Regions from separate parts of the Mus musculus genome. Here region 1 is linked to region 2. Evidence: chromatin loops called from intact Hi-C (ENCODE). Cell type or tissue: heart. All regions are shown on one strand. Links, peaks and the distances in the headings refer to the core of each region. The heading gives the core; the rest is flanking DNA.

Region 1 (6,439 bases), core at 674-5,673, 83 kb after region 2:
ATAATAAAATAAATCTTAAAAAAAAAAAGCAACAGCAGAAGCCAGATGATGCCTCTGATCTCTGCACTTGCAGGGCAGAGGCAGGTGGATCTCAGAGTTTGAAGTCAGCCTGGTCTACAGAGTGAATTCCAGGATACCCAGGGCTACACAGAGAAACACTGTCTCAAAAAAAAAAAAAAACCAAAACTGAACAACCCTGTCTTAGTTAGGGTTTTACTGCTGTGAACAGACACCATGACCAAGGCAAGTCTTATAAAACACAACATTTAATTGGGACTGGCTTACAGGTTCAGAGGTTCAGTCCATTATCAAGGTGGGAGCATGGCAGTATCCAGGTAGGCATGGCGCAGGAGGAGCTGAGAGTTCTATGTTTTCATCCAAAGGCAGCTAGTGGAAGACTGACTTCCACGCAACTAGGGTGAGGATCTTTTCTTTTTTTTTTTTTTTTGGTTTTTTTCGAGACAGGGTTTCTCTGTATAGCCCTGGCTGTCCTGGAGCTCACTTTGTAGACCAGGCTGGCCTCGAGTTCAGAAATCGGCCTGCCTCTGCCTCCCAAGTGCTGGGATTAAAGGCGTGCGCCACCACGCCCGGCTAGGGTGAGGATCTTATACCCACACCCACAGTGACACACCCATTCCAACCAGGTCACACCTATTCCAACAAGGCCACACCTTCAGATGGTGCCACTCCCCTGGTCCAAGGATATACAAACCATCACAACCCCCCAAAACAAAATCAAAGGAACAAAACTAAGAGCAACAAAGCTAGCATATTGGTATCTTTCATCCTAGTACATGGGAGGTAGAGGAGACAGAGAGAGCAAAGGCAGAGGCAGGCAGGTCTCTAGGAGTTTGAGGTCGGGCTGGTCTATGCACTTAAGTTCCAGGATAGCCAGAGCTACTTAAGGCAGGGCTACCCTGTGTTGGGGTTCAAGAATTGCCACATGAAACCCACATCAACCTCAGTTAAGAACTTATTGAACGCATACCCCAGACTCATCAATCAGGACCACCAAAAAGACCCAGAGCCTAAGTGTATCAGCCAGGCCTCAGGGCAGGCGTTTTATAGGAAAAGTCAGGAAGTGAAGAGGCATAACATTTTTGGCTAACCATACAGCTAACTTATTGGTCTTAGGTGAAGTAAGAGAGGATGGGGGGCGCAATACATTGAGATAATAGAGTAGAGGTGAACCCTAACTTTTTGGCTGAGTAGCAGTCTCCAGTGTCAGCTATGGATAATTTCTTCTGGGAAGTGGAGCCTGAGAACCTGAACTTAATTTTAACTTATGAACAAAATGGAGACTGGATACAAAATGGCTCCAGTTATGTTAAATAGAGAGCAGGCTCCACACTCTCCCTTAAAATACCACCAGCCGCCGGGCGTGGTGGCGCATGCCTTTAATCCCAGCACTCGGGAGGCAGAGGCAAGTGGATCTCTGAGTTCCAGGACAGCCTGGTCTACAAAGTGAGTTCTAGGACAGCCAGGGCTACACACAGAAACCCTGTCTCGGAAAAACAAACAAACAAACAAAATGCCACCAGCCATGGTGACCTCTGTCTCCACATGCACACATATGCACATGCATTTACACATACATGTGTACCCACACACACGTGAGCACACACAGAAATGCACATCCCCTTCGCTAAAAAAAAAAAAAGATCCCCAAACAAAAGGCTTTTATGAACATATATTAGATATAGGTTGAATTTTGTTCTTCAAAAGATATCCTGGAGTCCTAAGATCTCCGGAACCTGAGAGTAAATGAGACACTATTTGGAACAATGGTCCTGGTAAGTGAAGTCATGAGAATGCTTACAGGAAAGTCGAAATCCCACCTAAAGATGGAGGCAGTGAGCCAGGAAGTGGTGGCATGGCACATGCCTTTAATTCCAGCATTCAGGAGCAGAAGCAGTCTGTCTGGAGACAGAGATTAGAGTGATATATCCAAGCTAAGGAATGTCAAGGATGTTTGGCTGCAAGCTAATGTTGCAAGGGGCTCAAGAACATGGTCCTATCAACACTTAGAGCTTCTGGAACCATTATATTTCTGCTATATCACGAAATTAATTTTGGCTGCTTAGGAAGTGTGTGTGTGTGTGTGTGTGTGTCTGTGTGTGTTATTTATTTAAGATGGAATCTCTGTGTAGCCCTGACTGGCCTAGAACTCACAGAGATCTCTTTGCCTCTGCCTCCCAAGTGTTGGAATTAAAGGTGTACACCATAACGCCCAACTTCCTCCAATCTCTGATGAAGCAACACACCAAGTTCTTCAGGTTGACCTTGAACTCACTCTGGAGCCCAGATTAGCCCTGCCTTGGGTTTGCGATCATCCTGTCCCAGGCTCTTCCGATCACTCGCTTATATCACCAGGGCTGGGTCATTAGCCATTCATACCATCCTTGATAAAACGTCCAGACTTTGCCGGCAAAATTAATCACCTACCCCAAAAGCTTCTTGGGGCTATAATGCATATACCACACAAATTTACCCCCCCCCCCCACTTCTGCGGGGAATTCTGTTTGGTTTATTGAAATTGTTTGGGTTTGTTTGTTTGTTTGTTTGAGACAGGGTATGTAGCGCTGCCTGTGCTGGAACTCTGTGTAGACCCGACTGACCTTGAACTGTTTCTGCCTCCTAGTGCTCGGATTAAAAGACGTGGGCCGCCGCCTAGACCATCTAAGTATTTTAAAATATGCAATTCGTTGGCATCAACCACAATAATTCTTACGTCTGTTCTTCACATGGGGCTGCACAGGCCAGCAGAATCCATGCATCCCACACGGAAGCTAACTGAACTTTCCTCTCGCTTCCCAAAACACTGTTAGAAGGCAAGCGACCGGGCGGCGCATGCGCTCGGCTCCCGGGACCACAGAGAGCCACGGTCGCGCTTTCCTAGAGCGGCCCGGAAGTGTCTAAGTGGCACTTCCTGAGACTCGGCCAAGTTTCAGCTGCTGCCAGCCACAGCCAGCTCCTGCGGATAGCTTCCTCCAGGTGCAGAGGGCGTTCAAGGCTTAGTTTGTATTTGTAATGTGTGATTTAGGTCTTCCAGAGCTATGATGAGGATTCAGGGTTTGGGGGGGTCCTCGTTCCCTATTTATGTAGGATTTTGGTGCGCGCTTCAGTTTCTTGGTTCTTTTCCCTGCCAACTGTTAAATCTCCGGGACGCCTCCCTTCTGCTAGACTCAGGCGGGCTCCTTTGCCGCAAGGTCTCAGGGCCACCTCCAAAGCATGCATCCTATTTGCTATCTATCCTTGGTAGACAGGCGGGTGGGAGCCCCTCATCCACCCCCAGTTTTTAGTACATGAAGCTCCCGAGTAGGAAGTCACTTGTCTCTCCTTCACCTCTCCAGGCTACTGTGGTTAGTACCTTCTCTCCGGCCTGGTCAAGAAAGGGAAAGGAAGGATGTCTGCGTTGGGGGCTGCGGCTCCATACTTACACCATCCAACTGACAGTCACAGCGGCCGGGTCAGTTTCCTGGGTTCCCAGCCCTCTGCAGAAGTGACGGCAGTGGCCCAGCTCTTGAAGGACTTAGACAGGAGCACCTTCAGAAAGTTGTTGAAACTCGTAGTCGGGGCCCTCCATGGGAAAGACTGCAGAGAGGCCGTGCAGCACCTTGGTGCCAGCGCCAACCTGTCAGAGGAGCGTCTGGCCGTCCTGCTGGCGGGCACACACACCCTGCTCCAGCAGGCTCTCCGGCTGCCCCCTGCCAGTCTGAAACCAGATGCCTTCCAGGACGAACTCCAGGAACTTGGCATTCCCCAAGATATGATTGGAGATCTGGCCAGTTTGGCATTTGGGAGTCAACGCCCTCTTCTCGACTCTGTAGCCCAGCAGCAGGGATCCTCGCTGCCTCGTGTGTCGAATTTCCGGTGGCGGGTGGATGTGGCCATCTCAACCAGTGCTCAGTCCCGCTCCCTGCAACCGAGTGTTCTCATGCAGCTGAAGCTCACAGATGGATCGGCACACCGCTTCGAGGTGCCCATAGCCAAATTCCAGGAGCTGCGCTACAGCGTGGCGTTGGTCCTTAAGGAGATGGCAGAGCTGGAGAGAAAGTGTGAGCGCAAACTGCAGGACTGAACCCTGGTACTGTGGGGTGCTGAAGCTGGTACCAGAACCCAGCCGCACTGGTGATGAGGATGTAAGAACATATTTTAAGTGAAAAGACAGCTGGGACTTTTGGGTTTTGTTTTACAAGTAAACAGCTGGGCTGAGGCTGGAGAATGTGAAATGTAAGGCCGGCCTGGCTGGGTTTTACGTAGTGAGGCTCAGTTTCGAATTAAAGAGGTAAAGCAACTATTAAAAACATGTTATTCTATTAGGGAATTAAACCTACCTGTCCCTTCCCCAGCTGTGCTCCTGGATGAGACGATGTGCAGAGCTAAGTCCAGATGAAGATCTCTTACAACATACAACATGGTTGCTCAGCATGGCTGAACTCTGCCCATTTGCTTTCCTAAGTCCTGTGCTTTGCTGCGGACGTGTTTATTCTTTTGCCCTAAATTCCTGCTTTCCTGAAGCTGACATCCTAGTGGAAAGATCAGAGGGGGTGGGGGGAAGACATTACAAATACTAAATATGCATTAAATAATGTTTGGTATATATAACATTAAATACATATTTTAAATATTAAGACATGAGAACAGGGCCGGAGGATTGATTGAGCAGTGAAGAGCACTTGCCCTTGCAAAGAGGACTTGGGTTCAAGTCCCAGCATTCACGTGGTGGCTCACAACCTTCTGTAACTTCAGTTGTGGGGGAAGGGCAGGGGGGACCCAACACCAAGACATCCAACACAGGCACATATGTGGTACTCAAACATACATGCAAGCAAACTACTCATACTCAGAAAGTTGTAAATCTAAAACAAACAATAAAACTATGAGTACAGCTTGTGACAATTGAATAGAGCCAGGTCAGATGAGGAGAAGGTTGGTCACAGGAGTACTCTGCAGACGGATCAAGTGGTGTGTCGGCTGCTAGTGAAGCCATGCAGCGTTAGTGGATTAAAACCTTTGAATGTGTCCGAGGCACCTGTCCAGTACTTTACCTCCCACTCCATGGGGAGTTTGGAACCACTGGGCATGTCAAGAGTGTCTTTGGGAGCTGGGGAGTTGAGTCTGTGGTTAAGAGCCCTTGTTGCTTTTGCAGAAGACCTGGGTTTGATTCCCAGCAGCCACGTAACAGCTCATAGCTGTTTGTAACTCCATTTTCAAGGGCTCCAATCACTTCTTTTGTCATTCCTGGGCACCAGGCATATACTTGGTGCAGTTGTACAGGCCAAACACCCAGACTCATAAAATAAATCTTAAAAAAAAAAATTGCCTGATGGTGGGGGTGCTCCTCTTTAATGGCAGCACTCAAAAGAGACAGATGGATCTCTGAGTTTGAGTTCCTCCTGATCTAGAGTGAGTTCCAGGACAGCCAGGTTTACACAGAGAAACCCTGTCTATAAATAAATATATAAGGTGTCTTTTTTCAGGGCTGGAGAGATGGCTGAGCAGTTAAGAGCACTGACTGCTCTTTACCTAGAGGTTCTGAGTTCAATTCCCAGCAACCACATGGTAGCTCACAACCATCTGCAATGAGATCGGATGCCCTCCTCTGGTGTGGCTGAAGATCATATAAAATAAACAACAATTTTTTTTTTTAAAGATGTCTTTGTTTCTGAAAGGACAACCCAGTGGCAGATGCCTATATAGGAAGAGTGTGACAGGGCTGAAAACTTGCACATACATTTACAGACTCTCACAAAACTGTCCTGTGGGCCGGTTGGCTGAGATATACCCTAGTGCTGGCAGGGCCCTATGCCCTGCACGGTTCACAAGACAAAGCACTAGCAGGCATCCTCCCACAGACTTTTCTGTATAGGCATCTTTCATTCTGGTTCTCTTCTGGGCTGACTCAACTCCTTACCCTGCCCCTGGGTGGCTTGATTTACCACTCTGCAAGTCCTGGAACCCTGCCACCCAAAGCTCCACTACCCTTCTGGAATACCCTGTGCACCAGCATCCTGTGGAACTTGAGCCATGACGATAACTCGGTGTTCTTTCCTCGTTTGTTTGTTTGTTTTTTCGAGACAGGGTTTCTCTGTACAACCCTGGCTGTCCTGGAACTCACTCCGTAGACCAGGCTAGCCTCGAACTCAGAAATCCACCTGCCTCTGCCTCCCAAGCCCTGGGATTAAAGGCATGTGCCACCACGTCTGGCCTGTCCCTTCTTCTTTTCAGTGTGTCAGATCACCAACCCATGTCCCTTCCTCCTCAATATGTCAATTTTAGCCTCTGCCATGTAAAATCTCCCAGTTCTGACAAACCTCTCTTACCAATTGGGACCCTGACCCTCAGTTACCTCCCTCTCAGTCTACACGTTTATGCCATTGACTACTTAGGTTTCACTCAGATGAAGAACCTCTGTTTGGGGGGCTCTGTGCCACTT
Region 2 (6,439 bases), core at 820-5,819:
AAAATCTGTACCACTGAATCAAAAATACAGACACACACAGATATACATAGACATACCACACATATACATACATACAAACACACACATACTCAAATACACACACACAGACAACTCATATCACACACACAGAGACATACCACATACACACATATATACACACTACACACATATACCATACAAATACAAACACATACAAACATACCTGTACCACAAACACACACAGACTTACATACAGACACACCACATACACACGCATACACATATCACACACACAACCTCCTACACACTCAAAACACCAACCGAGAGGAACAGATGATGCCTGGCTCTTCTCAGTATACACTGTAAAAAGGTTAGTATGCATTCTCCATGAGAGAATGACACATCACTATAACTCACAACAGATGCCAATAAAGTTCACTTATGTTACTGTAACAGCAGAGACGGACAGGACATTGGGCACTCCTAACTTGCATGAGTTCAAGAAGACACACCTAGGAAATGTCACCCAGGTCCTGATCACTGTAGCAGCAGACATGGGCAGTGCTAACCCAGGTGAGGAGAGACTACCTAACAGGTTGCTAACAGCTGCCCTAGGACAAGGTCCAGGTCAGACTCTGTCACAGGGCACAGGAATACCAGGGGCATAAGTTGGGAACAATTCAAGGGGCCAACAGAGACCGAACAGGGCAACACAGGAACCACAGAGGTCAGTAGCTGAGGGGAAGCGTGTTATCTGGGGAGGTGAGAAAGGAACAATGGGAAATGGGGCTCAGGAGCCAGTAACCAACTCATACTGTCTCTGCATGTCCATGGCTGGCTGCACATCTAGTCTACCTCAGTGAACACAGCTTTGTGACAACATAAAGCCTCACCCAAAAGGCCAACTGTGAGGATTGCTTGTAAGATCCAGTGAAAAGGTTCTGCCAGTCAAACTGGACATTTCAGCACAGGAACATAGTTCAAGGATTTTTTTTTTTCTTCTCTCAACAGCATCAAGGAGTCAAGACACCTCAGGAGAGGCTGCAATAGCTAGACTGCGAAACTATGCACGGACCCGTGAGTCTTTGTTGGGTGCAGTTCCTAATCCACAGCCCTCTGCCCCAGCAGGCATATGGCAGAGGCCAGAATGAGACTGGACTACTTTTTTCTTTTGTTTAAAGACATGGTCTCATATAACTTAAGTGGTTCATATAACTCAGCTTGGCCTCAATTCTTCTTTCTCCTCCCAAGTGCTGGACACCATATCCTTAGGAACAAACAAACAAACAAAACATTCTCACCTTCACTGCCACAAGTCTCAAGACCTCACTTAACTTTTCTATCAGAGTACGAATGCTATTTTACCATTTTCCAGAGTAATTCTGAGATAAAGAGGGAAACGTAATGACTAGATTAACTGTTTCCTTGAAAAACACAGCAATCCCCCTCACTTTGGTTTAAAGTCTATCTGAACTTCTTCCGGTAATTTACCAAGGCCCGCTACCATACAGGTAAAACCTGGCTCTCATTTTGTTACTTACGTCTTCAGTGTCAAAGTTTATCCTTAATAAGGTTACCTTTCTTAATTCAAAGGTAACACTGTGCAGTACAACACTGTAGGCCTGGCTCTCACTGCCCAGGGCCTGCATGCCCCCTTCCCTCTGGCAACACCAAGCTCACGTCTCCCGGTCAGCACTGTGGCAATCTGTGTGCTGCACGAGAGGTTTCCTTACCAAAGAGACTTTTAAAGCAACTCTATGCAATTAATTTATCTAAGTGTATAAAATTGTTCTTTTTTTCTTTAGAAAGATTTGCTTCCAACCAGCTAGATGTGTGTGTCAGTGCGTATGGGCACTTTGATATGAGAGATAACTCCTAAAATTTATCTTCTGACCTCTACTCGACAGAGCTGGCACAAACATAAAATGAAAATAATTAAACACACACACACACTAGCCCATACACACAAAATGAAAATAATTACATGTATGCACACACACATACATACTTGCACACACACAAGTACTTTGTGCCAAGCATGGCAATGCATGCCAGACAAGATCATGAGTTTGAAACCTACCTGAGCACATAGCAAAATTCAGACGAAATTACAATTTTAACACACACACACACTTAGTTTATGCACTTTGTAACACACAGTCCAACCTATACCTAACCCTGACAGCTTGCAATTTCGTAGCAAGAACAATTCCTAACACTCAAAACTTCCCAGGTGTGAAAAATTTTACAAGTCTTAAGTCACAGAGTCCTCACAACAGCATTCTGAGACCAATACTATTAGTGTACCCATTTTACAGCCAAGAAACCAAAGGCAGAGAGACCTTACCTAATACCACAAAGCCAGTAAAGGAGGAGTCATGACTCAAGGGCGGTCAGTCTGGCTCCAGAACCAGCACTCATTTTCACTCTGCTCCAGACTCTTACAAGACAGCTGATTAGACCACGAGCTGGAAGGAGTCACATCTCTCTATTCCCTCCTAGGCACTCAGAATCCCTTGAAGACTGGCTTTCCGGACTATCCAGTCACACCTCTCCTTCTAATTCCCTTCCCCCCACGTTCGTTGTAAAAAGGGGAGCAGGGACAAAACCACCTGCTGTTTACAGACTGCGCCCAGGACGCAGTGCTCAATTGCCCTCCCTAGCTCCCAAAGACAAACGTCCGTATTGTCTGCACCACGGGAGGAACTGAAGCCTTGCAACTGTACGTTTTTCTGCAGAGGTCACTGGAGGCCTGGCCAACCCGAACAACACTGAAGGGGGAGGGGGTCCAGCCGCATTTTTGCGGCTGAAGGTTGCGTAGCGCCCACAGCAGCTGCGGTGAGCAGCAGCATGGAACACACCCACAGCTGCCGCGCCCGAAGCGGGCAGCACGTTTTAAAATAAAGACAGCCTGCCTGGCCCGGGATGCACAGCCTGCCGGCTCGCAGCCCCCACCCACCCCACGCCTGCCAAACAGCAGGCGCCCAGGGAGTTCCAAGTCTGAAAGGCCGGGGAGAGGACCACCCGAGCCTGCCGCAGAGGCCCTGCCGCGAAGCCAGGGCGCACCACGCGCAAGCAAGCCACGACCCGACCCAGAGACGCCCACCGACTGCCGGGCATCGCGGACAAAGCCTAGCCCGCAAGATCCTCGTTCGGCAAGCACTATCTCTCACCACCCCCAAACGGACCGGAGCCCAGTGCACAGAAAGGGCACAAGCACACCACCGGCTCTGGGCCTGGACACAGAACGCACGCACACCTGTCCTCGGGCTGACTACACACACCTGTCTGCAGGCCGGGCACCCTCACATCTCACACCCACCATCAGGTCCACCCCAACCCCAACCACCTCAAGCAAAGGGCTCGCACACAACTATCTTGGCCAGGGACACACACGCACTCACGCCCATCCAAAGGCCGGGCACGCGTGCAGACCATGGCACCCTCACACCCACCACCCTCGGGCCCCTGCTCTTACGCAAACCCGCCTTCACACTCCCTGGCCCTTGGCCGCGGCGTCCTCCTGCGGACCCTCCCCTACCGGGTCACCTGGGGCCCCGATTTCTAGCACGACTGGACTGGGGGGCCTCCGCCTGGGCCAGGCCGTGGGGCCGCAGCGAGGCCTCTCCGCCATCTTCCCGGCCCGCGCCGCCCACCTCCCGCGCTCTCACCAGCCGGCCCTGCGCCCGGAGCGCCGCCACTGCCCCTCATCACCGACCGCACGCTGCGCCCCAGCTCCCGGCGGCTCCCGGCCGCCGTCGCCGCCGCAGCCAGCGCTTCACGTCCTGGGTCTCCGCCGCTGGTCCAGTGCGCTGCGGCCGCGCGTCCCCCGTCACCAAGCGCAACCCCCCGCCTCCGACTCCGCCCCCGCGAGGATGGTGGCGCCGCCAGGGGGCGCCGCCCGCGAGGCTGCAATGCGCCTGCGCCACCGCGCAGCCCCTCGGGAGCTCCGAGGGAGCCTTGCCTCTGTCGGAGGCCCCGCCCCCGATGCCGCGCTAGCCGGCCGTTCCGCTCTCACCTGTACCCGCCCACTTCTGGAGGTCTGGGTCACCTCAGGTGTGTCCTAACGTGGGTGTGGCGTGACTCTATTAGTTCTAGCCCTGCTGGGGTTCCTAAGCTTGAGATATACCTCTTCCTTGACTCTGGAAAGGTAGCTATTGTCTAAAATACTCTGCGTATTCCATGTTTGTAACTTCCCTTTATTATTTTCCTCCTTTTATTTCCTTGACTATTCTCGTAGTAACTCAGGCACAGCTTTAAATGTGCTCTCTTTTCTATTTTTTTTTTTTTTTTTGTAATGTGTATTGTGTGTGAAGCATGTGCACGCACGTGCCAACAGTGTCCGTGTGGAAATCGGAGGACAACTCCTTTCACCATGGGTTCTAATGACGGAACTCGCATCATCAGGCTTGCACAGAGAGCACCTCTACCCACTCCATGGCCCTTTTAACTTCTTATTAATTTTTTTTAAGAGAGAGAATTTCAGATGGCCCAGGCTGACCTTCAACTTCCCTATGTAGCGAAGGATGACTTTGAAACTCTAATCCCGTCTTCATCTCTCTTGTGCGAGGATTACAGGCACCATATCCGGTTTACACAGCTGAGGAGGTGAAACCCATTCTAGGAAAGCCCTTTACCTACTGAGCTACATCCTCAGCTGCCATTTGGGTTTTTTGTATTTGACGAGCTCTTGCTCTGTGTACCCGGGCTGGCCTCAAACTTAAAATCCGTCTTTAACACATTACAAGTGCGTTTGTCACCCTCCCAGACTTCGGAATATTCAGTGTTGTTGTTGTTGTTTTTGTTTGTTCATGTTTTCGTTTTTTGAGACAGGTTTCTCTGTGTAGCCCCGGCTGTCCTGTAACTCGATCAGTAGACCAGACTAGCCTCAAACTCAGAGCTATCTACCTGCCTCACTTTGCTAGTGCTGAAATTAAAGACGTGGGCCATTACTGCCCGACACCAGTTCTTTACTTTAAAAAGAAAAACACACACACACACACACAAAAAAAAAACCAAACTTTTTTTTTACCTTGGCTTGACAATTAAGAGTAAATACTGCTCTTCCTGAGGATTCAAGTTCAATTCCCAGCATCCATGTCAGGTGACTCAAAACCACCTATAATGCCTGACAGAGGTGGCACATGCCTTTAATCCCAGCACTTGGGAGGCAGAGGCAGGCGGATTTCTGAGTTCAAGGCCAGCCTGGTCTACAGAGTGAGTTCCAGGATAGCCAAGGCTATACAGAGAAACCCTGTCTCAAAAAACCAAAAAACAAACAAACAAACAAAACAAAACAAAACACCTATAACTCCAGCTCCATGAGATCAATAGTATTCATGTGTACACACACACACACACATTTTTTAAAATGGTGAAAATGAGCCTTCAGAATATTTTGCTTATTTAGTTTGTATGTCTGTAGGGCTGCATGTGTCAAGACCTCTGTAGAGATGTCAGAAGACAAACTCTAAAGGAGTCATTTCTCTTCGGCTATTGAGTCCCGAGGATGGAACTTGGGCCATCAAGCTAGTGGCAGGTCATCTCCAGCTCATGTCTTCATTTCTCTGTGTCGTATTTAAATTCCACTTGCAGACAAATAAAATGGCCCAAAGCTCTTCCAGGACTGCACACAGCGTTCCATCTGTATCCAGACCAAGAGAGCTCAGAGCCTTCCACACCCCGCAGTGCTGCAGACCCAAGCCCTGGGGATCTCCACTGTGCTCACACTTAGCACGTCCTTGCTGAGTCATCCTGGGCTCTGCTCTTAGGTATGGATGAGGGCTCCTGCTCTGTCTCCAGCCCCCTCAGCAATGCGGCTGGAAACAGACGTTCTAAATGCTGCAGAAAGGAACGCACAAGCAGCAAGGCTATTTATCTTTGCAAAAATGAAATTAACCGGGCTAGCAAGTCCTCGAGGGCCAGAAGCTCACTTCGAGTGTATCCTAAGGCAGGTGGTGACTGTGTCTTTTTTCCTATTGCCTGGGGTCACCTCATAGTCTTTTCCTGATTCAGCCTGATTCAGTTTAAAAAGATTCAGCTTGGAGTAAATGAAAGGGAGAGGGTGAGGTGTCAGCTGCTGCAGATCACGTTTGGGAACTGGAGGAGGGCAGGGCCTTTGTGGAAAGAAAAGCTTTACCAGGTAGAGGAAAGTAAAAGGTTTGAATTTCTTTACACAAAAGTTTTAGAGGGTGTGAGATATACAGAATATTGGCCTTTGGTGACGAATTTTTTTCCTTGTTCACCCACCTGAAGTAAGCTGACTTGGATGAAGGAAGACCGTCTCCTCCCTGCGGCTGAAGAAACATTACCAACATGGCTGACTGGATTCCTTTTGAGTGTTTTTTGTTTGTTTCAATATTTTTGAGATGTTTGTTATGTTTTATGTGCTTGCCTGAACGAGTGTCTGTCCCTGTACCACACATGCAGTGCCTGTGGAGGCCCAGAAGAGGTCATCAGA

Evidence for each region. A loop is a pair of places that touch in the nucleus more often than their neighbours do. Peaks named below come from ENCODE experiments on the same cell type or tissue, not always from the same donor. Only the 100,000 strongest peaks of a DNase experiment are listed, where the experiment ranks them.
Region 1: it touches region 2 in a loop (1.9-fold over the local background); 1 of 42 quality-filtered maps calls a loop at or near these places.

What each region holds. Positions count from the first base shown.
Region 1 is chr15:76,896,999-76,903,437 of GRCm38, forward strand. It overlaps Commd5 (COMM domain containing 5), which reads left to right and starts at 2,943. Exons shown (of 2, transcript NM_025536.2): 1 at 2,943-2,994; 2 at 3,354-4,299. The coding sequence starts at 3,407. The coding sequence ends at 4,081. In heart, for the core only: a CTCF peak has its summit at 2,949; DNase peaks (open chromatin) are centred at 2,873 and 3,803; H3K4me3 peaks cover 2,412 bases; H3K27ac peaks cover 2,675 bases.
Region 2 is chr15:76,814,342-76,820,780 of GRCm38, forward strand. It overlaps Arhgap39 (Rho GTPase activating protein 39), which reads right to left and starts at 3,825. Exons shown (of 12, transcript NM_001168288.2): 1 at 3,651-3,825. In heart, for the core only: a CTCF peak has its summit at 3,873 (motif pointing right); DNase peaks (open chromatin) are centred at 2,750 and 3,890; H3K4me3 peaks cover 2,417 bases; H3K27ac peaks cover 2,290 bases.